3 separate regions of the Homo sapiens genome follow, and all the other regions are linked to region 3. A link is a contact called in ENCODE Hi-C or POLR2A ChIA-PET data. All regions are on one chromosome and are shown on one strand. The core of a region is the stretch at or near the end of the contact, and the rest is flanking DNA. Distances in the headings are between cores, read along the strand shown.

The links. Hi-C counts contacts between places; a loop is a spot of excess contacts on that map. ChIA-PET counts read pairs that join two places held with the same protein, here RNA polymerase II (POLR2A). Pooled maps may share reads with other maps.
Region 1: a pooled map shows a loop between it and region 3 (5-fold over the local background). The contact joins the promoter of SPAG8 here to the enhancer-like site in region 3. A Hi-C loop is called at or near these places in 2 of 37 single-sample maps with no recorded cell type and 10 of 50 pooled maps. POLR2A ChIA-PET finds 5 or more read pairs at or near these places in 1 of 52 experiments (RWPE1).
Region 2: a loop to region 3 is called in a pooled map, with 9 times the contacts of the local background. The contact joins the promoter of POLR1E here to the enhancer-like site in region 3. A Hi-C loop is called at or near these places in 1 of 168 maps with a recorded cell type or tissue (CD4-positive, alpha-beta T cell), 1 of 37 single-sample maps with no recorded cell type and 7 of 50 pooled maps.

Annotation. Positions count from the first base shown.
Region 1 is chr9:35,810,763-35,814,351 of GRCh38, reverse strand. It overlaps SPAG8 (sperm associated antigen 8), which reads left to right and starts at 2,090. Exons shown (of 7, transcript NM_001039592.2): 1 at 2,090-2,248; 2 at 2,351-3,170; 3 at 3,295-3,469. The coding sequence starts at 2,205. It overlaps HINT2 (histidine triad nucleotide binding protein 2), which reads left to right. Exons shown (of 5, transcript NM_032593.3): 2 at 568-708; 3 at 803-907; 4 at 1,014-1,086; 5 at 1,207-1,392. The coding sequence ends at 1,298. RefSeq lists enhancers at 2,272-2,321, 2,016-2,572.
Region 2 is chr9:37,484,145-37,487,600 of GRCh38, reverse strand. POLR1E (RNA polymerase I subunit E) reads right to left here and starts at 1,653. Exons shown (of 12, transcript NM_022490.4): 1 at 1,478-1,653; 2 at 795-898. The coding sequence starts at 1,553. RefSeq lists a silencer at 1,526-1,855 and an enhancer at 1,597-2,188.
Region 3 is chr9:36,491,708-36,495,602 of GRCh38, reverse strand. No RefSeq gene overlaps it. Among named protein-coding and RNA genes, the nearest start is that of MELK, 79 kb to the left of the region's middle. Within about 2 kb of position 2,547, at least 2 of the 41 ENCODE cell types and tissues checked have a DNase peak (open chromatin) inside an H3K27ac peak, as active enhancers do; they include CD4-positive, alpha-beta T cell, where a contact is called at or near this core.

The DNA of each region.
Region 1 (3,589 bases), core at 841-3,340, 680 kb after region 3:
AGAGTTAAAATTCACAGAGTCACATGTGACACCCAGATGAGGGGTCAACTAGTGTCAAACAGGGCGATTGCATTAAAACTTAAATAAAACAGGCGACAAGGCTTAAAGATCAGAAAACAAGTAACGGAAATAAGTGGAAATGTACTAACAAGGTGAGAGTGGAAAGAGATTCAAGCCATCGCAAGAGATTATGGAAACCATCCCTTTATTTTATATTAGAAGCTGAGAGAAGGAATTTATCTGAGGTAATTCAGTGGTATGGTAAGGTAGGAACTGAGACCAAAATCCCCAGTCTCTCATTCTAGATCCTTTCCCTAAACAGTGCTATATTTCGTGGACACATGAGCAGGAATCAATTGCACTGCTGAATCCTGATAATAATACCGCCTGTTATCTAACCAGGTCCAGCACCTTCTGGCCCTACCCTTTGCTGCTGGTGCTCTGAAATTCAGGAACTTTCCTCCTGGGTGGGAACGATGAATAGGTTATTAGAAGGACGAAATTAACAACTATCAGAGCCCAGCTTCTGCCAGCTCCCTCCTTTGAATATGGTCGATCCACCTTCAGGTCCGAGGAGCTGCAGGTGTGACTGATGGGAATGAAGTGGCCAAGGCCCAGCAGGCAACTCCTGGGGGAGCAGCCCCAACCATCTTCTCCCGGATCCTGGACAAGAGCCTCCCAGCTGACATTCTCTATGAGGACCAGCAGGTGGGGTGCTCTTAGGACCTATCCCCTTAGGAATGTTGTAGATACCATCCAACCTGTTGAAGTAACGTGGCCTCTGGCCTGTCACTTCCCCCAGTGTCTTGTGTTCCGTGATGTGGCCCCTCAGGCTCCTGTGCACTTCCTGGTCATTCCTAAGAAGCCCATTCCTCGGATTAGCCAGGCTGAAGAAGAAGACCAGCAGGTGGGAAGAACAGGGCCAGGGTTTGGCTGGGAGGAGCCCCTGGACCCAGCTAGAGGTCTTGCTCCCTATGAATGAAGCCACCTATGTCCCTCCGCTCTCTCTATAGCTTCTAGGACACCTACTCCTTGTGGCCAAGCAGACAGCAAAGGCTGAGGGCCTGGGAGATGGATACCGACTTGGTGAGTGACTTTTGGCCCTTGGTCCCTCACCTATGAATTCTCATTCCTACTTCTCAATATGATCTTCATTCTTCGACCTCTGCCATGATCCTGACTCCCTAACCCCAAGCTCAATTTCAGTGATCAACGATGGGAAGCTGGGTGCACAATCTGTGTATCATCTGCACATTCATGTACTTGGGGGCCGGCAGCTCCAGTGGCCTCCAGGTTGAACCTGCCAACTGATTAAAGGACACCAGACTCTGGATGCTTGGATGGAAAGGGAAAAATGGACCCTGTGATGCTAATAAAACTGTTCTCCCTTAATTATGCTCTCCTGTCTTTAATATAAAATTTTATACCACAAAGGGGAAAGAAAACTGATTCAGGGCTATGATGCCCCTTGACTGGTCTGAGTGAAAGACACTGAGGAGGTCCAACCTGTGGTTAAATGTTGCCTGCAGATATGTAAGTCTTCTTGACAAGTGGTCCACCCTAGGTCAAGCTTCTAGAAAAGTAACAGTAGGAATGAGCCTAAATGAGTAGGAAGAAACTGAAAGCCAATCCTGGCCCTTCTTCAGAGGTCAAACCAGGTTCTAAGGGCGCTTAGGAGGAGGGTGGTCAATATGAGGGTCTTTTATTAGAGGAGGAGTAATCACACCCAAACAAAAGCGGCTGCCTTTTCACTATTCTACGTCTCACCATTTTGCTCAAGCTAGTTTGTTTATTTTCATCCTTAACATTTGTTAAAGACCCCACTCACTTTTGAGAATGAACTAAGCAAACTAAGGGGAAGCTACTTGCCTCTCAGCAAACACCAAGTAGGCTGTAATCTAATGCCACAACCCTGTGCCTGTTTCCAACATATCCCCATAAAGCATCATCTTAGAAAACCGCACGCAAAGACTGTTTGGACGTGGAGGGCGAGGTCTTAAGCCAGCGGAACCCTAAAACCCCGTCTGAGGCGGAATGCCGCCGGGACCGGAAAGCGGACCTCCCTAACAGCACTAGGCTGAAGACTTCCGCCCCGCAGAGGACTTGCCTCCACCGCCACCTGCAAGTCCGCCCAGCTGTACTTCTGCGCAGGCTCCAGGAGTTGTTTGCTGTCTCTATGGCAACCCAGTAGCTGGAGTCTGAAGATGGAGACCAACGAGTCTACGGAGGGATCGCGGTCGCGGTCGCGGTGAGAGCCGCAGCTCTGGCTGCAGGCATAAGGGGACGAGGAAGGTCAGCTGACTTCCTCTGCTGCGCTTTTGACAGCCATGTCGTGTTTGCTTTCTTTCAGATCTTTAGACATACAGCCCAGCTCCGAAGGACTGGGGCCCACTTCGGAACCGTTTCCTTCTTCAGATGACAGTCCCAGGTCGGCCCTGGCAGCTGCAACCGCAGCAGCTGCAGCGGCTGCATCAGCTGCTGCAGCTACTGCAGCCTTCACCACTGCCAAAGCAGCTGCATTATCTACAAAGACCCCAGCGCCCTGTTCTGAGTTCATGGAGCCGTCCTCTGACCCCAGCCTTCTTGGGGAGCCCTGTGCGGGACCCGGCTTTACCCACAATATAGCCCATGGGAGTCTTGGCTTTGAGCCCGTCTATGTTTCCTGTATTGCTCAGGACACTTGCACTACAACTGACCATAGTTCTAATCCTGGCCCTGTTCCAGGCTCTAGCTCTGGGCCTGTTCTTGGTTCCAGCTCAGGTGCTGGCCATGGCTCTGGCTCTGGCTCTGGTCCTGGCTGTGGCTCTGTCCCTGGCTCTGGCTCTGGTCCTGGTCCTGGCTCTGGTCCTGGCTCTGGTCCTGGTCATGGCTCTGGCTCTCATCCTGGTCCTGCCTCTGGGCCTGGTCCAGACACTGGCCCTGACTCTGAGCTCAGCCCCTGTATTCCTCCAGGGTTCAGAAACCTGGTGGCAGATCGGGTCCCTAACTATACCTCCTGGAGTCAGCACTGCCCCTGGGAGCCCCAGAAACAACCACCTTGGGAATTTTTGCAAGTCTTAGAACCGGGTGCCCGAGGACTATGGAAACCCCCAGACATTAAAGGGAAGCTTATGGTTTGCTATGAAACTTTGCCGCGGGGCCAGTGCCTCCTCTACAACTGGGAGGAAGAGGTATTAAAGTTTTGGCCTGCTCCCTTTTCTTGAAGGCTGCCCTCAGTTTCTTAGGGGAGGCAGTAGTTTACATGAGGGTGGGTACCAGAAGGGATATTATAGTCATTCAACTTGGGATCCACAGAGAGCCACCAACCACCTGGATCAAGTCCCAAGCATGCAGGATGGCTCTGAGAGTTTTTTCTTCCGACACGGACACCGGGGACTGCTGACTATGCAACTAAAGTCACCCATGCCCTCCAGCACCACCCAGAAAGACTCGTACCAGCCACCAGGAAACGTCTATTGGCCACTTCGAGGTGTGAAATGTGAGAGGGTAGGCCAGAACGAGCCCATTACTCAGAGGGAAGAAGAGGAAGGAATTTCTGGTGGGGCTGTGGATTCTCCAGTGGATATAAGGGCGGAACCCCAAGGTTCTT
Region 2 (3,456 bases), core at 404-2,903, 990 kb before region 3:
CCACAAGACTTGAGAGAGAGGCCCTGGGCTTCTGGCACTTAAAGGTATGCAACAAAGTGATTCTGTAAGCAATCTCTCTTTGGCCTGTTCTTTGTATACTCTCAGGACCATGGCTGATTCACTCCCCAATCATAAGCAAGCTTTCCTGCTTCTCTGCATTTGTCCTCACTATCCTTTTCACTCGAAACACCAAACGTTGACTGCCAAACCCTCATTCCAGCCTTCAAGGCTCAGCTCCAACATGACCTCACCAAGGAAGGCATTCTGGCAGAGACCTCTCCTCCCACTGAGCTCACTCTGCCCTGTACTCTTCCCCACGTGGCCTCAGAGCTTTGTGTAAAAGTGTCCCTCACAGCCAGTTCTCATCTCTCTAGAGCAGAGGTTCTCAATCCAGGGAAATCCACTCTGGTGCTACTGGCATCTAATGAGTAGAGACTAGGGATGCTGCCCCCACAGCAAAGAATTATTGGCCCAAAAAGTCAATAGTCCTGAGGTTGAGAAACCCTGCTCTAGAGTATGAACTCTGAGTGGGGCTAGGCCTGATTTGGCTGTTTTCCTAGAAGCTTGCAGCACAGGGATGCAGAGGGGCAGGTTCCATAAATGCTTGTTGAAAGAACAAATGAATGAAAGATGGAGCCTGTCCCCACATCCCAGGCTGCTGGGCATCAGAGTTCTTCAAAGCTCCATTTGCTACTACTCCCCTTTTTCTCCCCTCACTCCCTCCCACATCCACCCACTCCCAGGGGCCTTCTGAGCCCTGCAGAGTGGAGACAGCTGGCAACTGCTTCACTTACCAGGATCCGTTGATTCCTCTTCCTGGGGTTGGTGGAATCTTTGTTCTCATACAAGGTAAAGCGCATGTTGCCTGGACTCTGTAGCTTCCCGTTGGAGAACTGGACTGTAAGAGTGCAGCCCAAGAATGAGATGAGAGCAGAAGGCCACACAATGTACCACACAATGTACGGTGGGACTAGACTGTCACTGGGAGGGAGTGTCAGAATGGGGATGGCAAGGAAGCTCGGGTCCTGACCCAAAGGGAACTGGAGGAGATCCGGGGCCAGCTGAGAAGAGGAGGTAGGGAGGTGGGAGAACCCTGGGGAGGGGCTGTGACAGGAGGGAATGTCTCGCGGAAGGAGGCTGACAGCAGAGGCCTGGTACATACCTAAAGTGACAGAAGGAACCCCTGCCCAGTGAAGAGAGGGAAATGGGGGAGGCGGGAGACCTGGTGGGTGAGGGGGTCAGCAGGGTCCTGGACACAGCTCTGGGGAGCGGGTGAGTGGGATGTCCCAATCTGGCTGGGAGGTAGTGACAGAAAGACGGACAGGGGAGCCCTGACAGAGCCCAGGGGAGTGGTGGAGACTAGAGGGGTCCCGGCCCCGCTGGGGAGAAGCCCAACGGAGGGCGAGAGGACAGCTGAGGTACCGAGACGGAAGGGGAGAGGGTTAGAGGAGCACTGCTCCAGCTCCGCAGTCTTTACCCAGTACAGCTCTCTGGCTCCCGTCGGGCGCCCCACAATACTGCCACCTCGCACTCGGCAACACCTCCGCCGCCATCTCGCCTGTCTGTCCGCCAAGCACAGGAGTTAAGACAGCAGCAGCCACAAGCGCACTTTTAAACACGCGGGAGCCCAGGCCGCGCTGCGGGCCGGAAAAGGCGTGGCCCCGCCGGGCACCGCCCACAGCGCGCGAGCCGCGTGTCCCCGCCCCCCGCGTAGAGAGGCGTGGTCTCCGCCCACAAGGTGCCACACACCCGCTTGACTGGCCGAGGCGCAGCACCTGATTGGCTCAGCGCTCGCGTGCACTCTGGGTTTTGTAGGTCCAGAGCCCGAGGCGCCAAAGGCTTCAGCCTAAGCTTGCTATGAGCCTTCTTCCGGCTCAGCACCTTCTAAAGAGAGTGTCGTCTCTCTCTCCTACCGTGACAAACTCATCTTCCCAAGACCTGAAGGACCAAGTTCAAATTTAGAATTCTCTGACAGGAACTGCTTGAGCCCCAACTAAATGTGGCCGCTGGCGAATAGCCGCCCCTCTCTAGGGCTTCCCACCCACCCACGTGGACATCCAGCTCTAGGTACAAACTTTGTCCACAGTCCGACAAACAGCTCCCCGCCATGGGCTGTGGCGTGCACACCTGTGGCCCAATCAACACTGAGGTGATGGAACAGAAGCCCAGCCAACCCCGGAGCCTTTGGGCAGGAGATTCTGGACTGGAATAGAAGAGGGAGTCCGAGCTGATGGACATGTCCCTTTTTCACTGCGGATTCAACCCTTCTTCTGCACGGGGAGTTTTCAGAGCAGAAAGAAGGCGAAAGCAGGGCCTTTAAGCATGGACGCTGGCCGAGGCCCCCTTTGCCCAAAGATGCGTACTATTGAAGGGCAAGAACTCCGGTTGACTCCCCTCTGTCTTCCAAATCACCTTCTTTCAAGACTCTTTTCCTTCCACACACCCTCAACACCCGCCTCCAACACCCAGGATCCTAGGAATAACCCTAAAGCCTGCATGCCCCTTTGCCTGAGCACTTGTCACGCTTTTCTAATTACCCAATCTCAAACGTAAAGAAACACTGCAAGAAATGTTTTTGCCCTGAACCATTTAGAGTAAGTTGTCAACCTGATACCCTTTCAACCCTGAAGACTATAGTATTTCCTACAGACATTCCCTAAATAACAACACAGCCATCAGAATCAGCAAATTGCCGGGCGCAGTGGTTCACGCCTGCAATCCCAGCACTTTGGGAGGGAGAGGCAGTTCTATCCCTTGATTCCAGGAGTTTGAGACCAGGCTGGGCAACATAACAAGACCCTGTCTCTACAAAAAATAATATTAGCCATGTGTGGTGGCGCACGCGTGTCGTCCCAGCTACTCGGGAGGCTGAGGTGGGAGGATTGCTTGAGCCTAGGAGGCAGAGGCTGCAGTGAGCTGTGATGGTGCCACTGCACTCTAGCCTGGGCGACAAAAAAAAAAAAAAAAATTAAACAGAAAAGAATCAGGAAATTAGCACTGGTACATTACCACCATGTAATCCTCACATCCCATTTAAGTTCACCCATTGTCCCAACGTTTGTTGTTAGTTTGTTTTTTGAGACAGGGTCTCACTCTGTCACCCAGGCTGGAGTGCAGTGTTGCAACCAGGGCTCACTGCAGCCTTGACCTTCCAGGCTCAAGTGATCCTCTCACCACAACCTGGGAATACAAGTGTGTGCCACCACACTCAGTTTTGTTTTGTTTTTTCTTAATTAAAAAAATTTTTTGTAGAGACTAGGTCTCACTGTGTTGCCAGGGCTGGTCTCAGACTCCTGGGCTCAAGTGATCCTCCCACCTTGGCCTCCCAAAGTTCTGGGATTACAGGCGTGAGCCATTGCAGCTGGCCCAATCATGTTTTTATAGCAAAAATGTCCTGTCAAGAATCATGTGTTGCATTTAGCTCTCATAGCCTTTCCTCCCTTAGAAGGCTACCTT
Region 3 (3,895 bases), core at 1,298-3,797:
GAAATGAAGGAAGGAAAAAAACGGGAAAGGGGTTTCTCTATGGAATGTGGATTTTTCCCACAAGAGACAACTTTTCAGGGCAATGTCAAGATATGGCAAGGAATTATATTTAGGGTTAAAATATTTTGATTTCTTCCCTTATTTGTTATGTGATGTTATGCCAGAGTCAGGTTAGAAAACAGACCACACTATACAGAGTTAAAATGAAAACCCCTCTGATGAGACTTTATGGTTTGTAGGGCATGAGTCCCCAGGGCCCTTAGGTAGGAATTTGGACAAACTAAAAAATCAGAGTTTAATCTTCACTATATTGAGTCTACCATGCTGTTAGGGAGCCCAAGCCAGTCACATGGAGACAGAGAGTTGCCCTATTAACCTCCAGCTGTTCCAGCCATCCTTTCGAGATGCCAGACAAGTGAGTGAAGAAGCCTTCCTGGATGTCTAGCCCAGTCAAGCTTTCAGATGAGTCCAGCCCTAGACACCATTTACTGAAACATCAGAGATCCCAAGTGAGAACCACCCAACTGAGCCTAGTCTACCCACAGAACCATGAAAAATAACAATAAATTTTTAAAAGCCTCTAAATATATTAGAGTGGTTTGTTATACAGCAATGGATAGCCAGTCTTTTGTAGATGAAAGGAGAGAGTTACAAGAAAGAGGAGGTGGCTGCTATTGTCAAATACCATGAAGAGATCATGGAGGATGAGAACTGAGAAAAGACCATTGTATTTGGCAATTGAGAAGCCAGCATTGTCTTTCAAGCATGTAGTTAATAGAATGGTAGGAGCAGAAGTCAAATTGGAAGTGTTTGTAGAGCAAGTGAATGGTGGGAAATAGATACAATGGTAGATTGGTCTTTTTTCTTTCTTTTTAAATAGTTTAACATTCACTGATGATCCTTGCTTGAATCAATTATCTCATTGGAGATTGCAAAATGGTAAGTTTTTAATTCTATCAATCCTTCTACATTTATTAGATGACATTCTTCTGTAAAGAAGAATTTCCTCTCATCAATTGGGGATGAACCTCATTTCTTCCTAAAATGGCAGGTTAAATGCTTCATTCTTTCTCTTTAATTACCAATTTCCTGACAAAGGAGTTGGTGTCATAGTATTTCCAATAGTGGCAAATGAATTTTTTCCTCCTTTCTCTTTTCTTGCTCTTTGAGCATCATTATGGACTCATGCATTACATTTATTCAATGTATTACAATCAATTACAGACTCAATTAGTCTTTAAAGAAGCCATAGAGGATAGGGCTAAGGATGTGATCAGAAAATTCCTAGAATACTGTGGTTGAAGAAACACACACACACACACACACACACACACCACACACACACATTTATCCTTACCAATAATAAAAATATGAAAGCAAAAACTATATAACAGAGAAAAAAATATAAAATTCCAATTCTGATACTATATATACAACCCTCCTAAAATTCTCACACAGGTTCTATAAGGGGTATGTATAAAGACAGTTATGGCAGTGATGTTTTTGGTTGTAGGCAATTTGGGTGTCCCTAATGAAGAAGACCTTAGGCAAAATGTGATGGGTGGAGTAATATGCAGTAGATAGAAGCAATGGGCCAGATCTTAAAAACATGCTGCAGCAAAAAAGAAAAATAAGAAAAAAAAATGTGTCTTACAATGTTATTTACAAAAGAAAAAAATACACACATCTAAGAAAATAGTACATATTTTATCCTACTACTATTTTTTTTTTTTTGAAAAATCTCTTTGTTGGGAGGTTTTGGTTTTGGTTTTGTTTTGAAAGAGTGTCATTACGTCACCCAGGCTGGAGTGCAATGGTGCAATCTCAGCTCACTGCAACCTCCACCTGCCGGGTTCAAGGGATTTTGGTGTCTCAGCCTCCTGGGTAGCTGGAATTACAGGCGTGCACCACCACGCCCAGCTAATTTTTGTATTTTTAGCAGAGACGGGGTTTCACCATGTTAGCCAGGCTGGTCTCAAAGTCTTGACCTCAAGTGATCTGCCTGCCTTGGCCTCCCAAAGTGCTGGGATTACAGGCGTCAGCCACCATGTCCAGCCCAATACTACATATTTTAAATAAACACAAACAAAAGGATATACATGAAACACATCGGAATAATTGCCTGTGGTGAGAAAGGGGAATGAGATTAGTGAATGTGAATAAAAGAGAATAAATAAATATAACAAATGAGAGTGGCCTTACAAGTGAGAAATATGACCAATTCAATCCCTTATATTTAAATAAAAATAAATGATTAAACAAATAAATTGCTATGATCTCTCTGGAAATTAGAACTTTTCAAAACATTGAATTAGCAATTCCACCTTTAGGAATGTGGCCTAAGGAAATAGAAACTAATGTTTATTAATGTGATAATAGTGAGGAAAAATGCTCAGCATGTTTTCTTTCGCTCTGGCTCTCACCCTGCAATTTACATCCCCAAGCATTTCAGGGAAACCATATAGTTGTCTCACATGTGCTTGTGATGTGTTTGTGAAGGAAAGTAGTCATGTGGTATTGGTGGTTCATTTCATCTCCTGCCTCAGCCCCTTCCACTTGGCATTGCTATTTTCACTTCCTTTGCTGAGCATGGTTACAAATTCCATTGGGTCTACCTTATCTGGATTCCTTCAGTTGCTAAGGCTGCAAAGTATTACTCTGTAATACTCTGAAATACCATCTTGCTCCTCTTCTGGTTTTATATGCTATTAGGTCTATCATTGTCTTATCGTTTTTCATGAAATAGCCCCTTCAGTATTTTCTTTTCTTTTCTTTTCTTTTCGAGACCGGAGTCTTGCTCTGTCGCCCAGGTTGTGGTGCAGTGGCACGATCTCGGCTCACTGCAAGCTCCGCCTCCCGGGTTCACGCCATTCTCCTGCCTCAGCCTCCTGAGTAGCTGGGACTACAGGCGACCACCACCACCACGCCCGGCTAATTTTTTGTATTTTTAGTAGAGACGGGGTTTCACCGTGTTAGCCAGGATGGTCTCGATCTCCTGACCTCGTGATCCGCCCACCTCGGCTTCCCAAAGTGCTGGGATTACAGGCTTGAGCCACCGCACCCGGCGCCCCTTCAGTATTTTCTTACAATTTCTCTCCTCCACTCCCTCATTAACCCCCAAATAAAATAATGATTTACAAGCCAGGCTGGGGCAAATACAAGTAAACAGACATTGTGCTAAGCTTGAAAGTGAAATAGGGAGTGCGAATCAGAACTACAATGAGATACCACTTCACATCCATTAGGAAGGCTATTATGAAGAAAAAGGTAGGGGTGGGGGTGGAATAACAAGTGTTGGCAAGACTGTGGATAAATTAGAACCCTTATGCATTGCTGGTGGGAATGCAAAAATGGTGCAGCCCCTATAGAAAACAGTCTGGTGCTCAAAAAGTTAAGCACAGAGTTACCATTATGATGCGGTAATTCTTCTCCTAGGTATATACTCAAAAGAACTAAAAGCAGTAAGGCCAGGCTTGGTGGCTCACGCCTGTAATCCTAGCACTCTGGGAGGCCGAGGCAGGCGGATTACCTGAGGTTGGGAGTTCAAGACCAGCCTGACCAACATGGAGAAACCCTGTTTCTACAAAAAGTACAAAAAATTAACCAGGTGTGGTGGCGTATGCCTGTAATCCCAGCTACTCAGGAGGCTGAGGTAGGAGACTCATTTGAACCTGGTAGGTGGAGCTTGCGGTAAGCTGAGATTGCGCCATTGCATCCCAGCCTTGGCAAAAACAGCAATACTCTTGTTGCCAAAATAAATAAAAATAAAATAATTAAAACAAAAATAAATAAAAATAAAACAAAAAGGAAGGAAATTCTAATACATACTGTCACATGAATAAACCTTGTAAACATTATGCGAGTGAAATAAGCCAGAAAGACACAAAAAGACAAA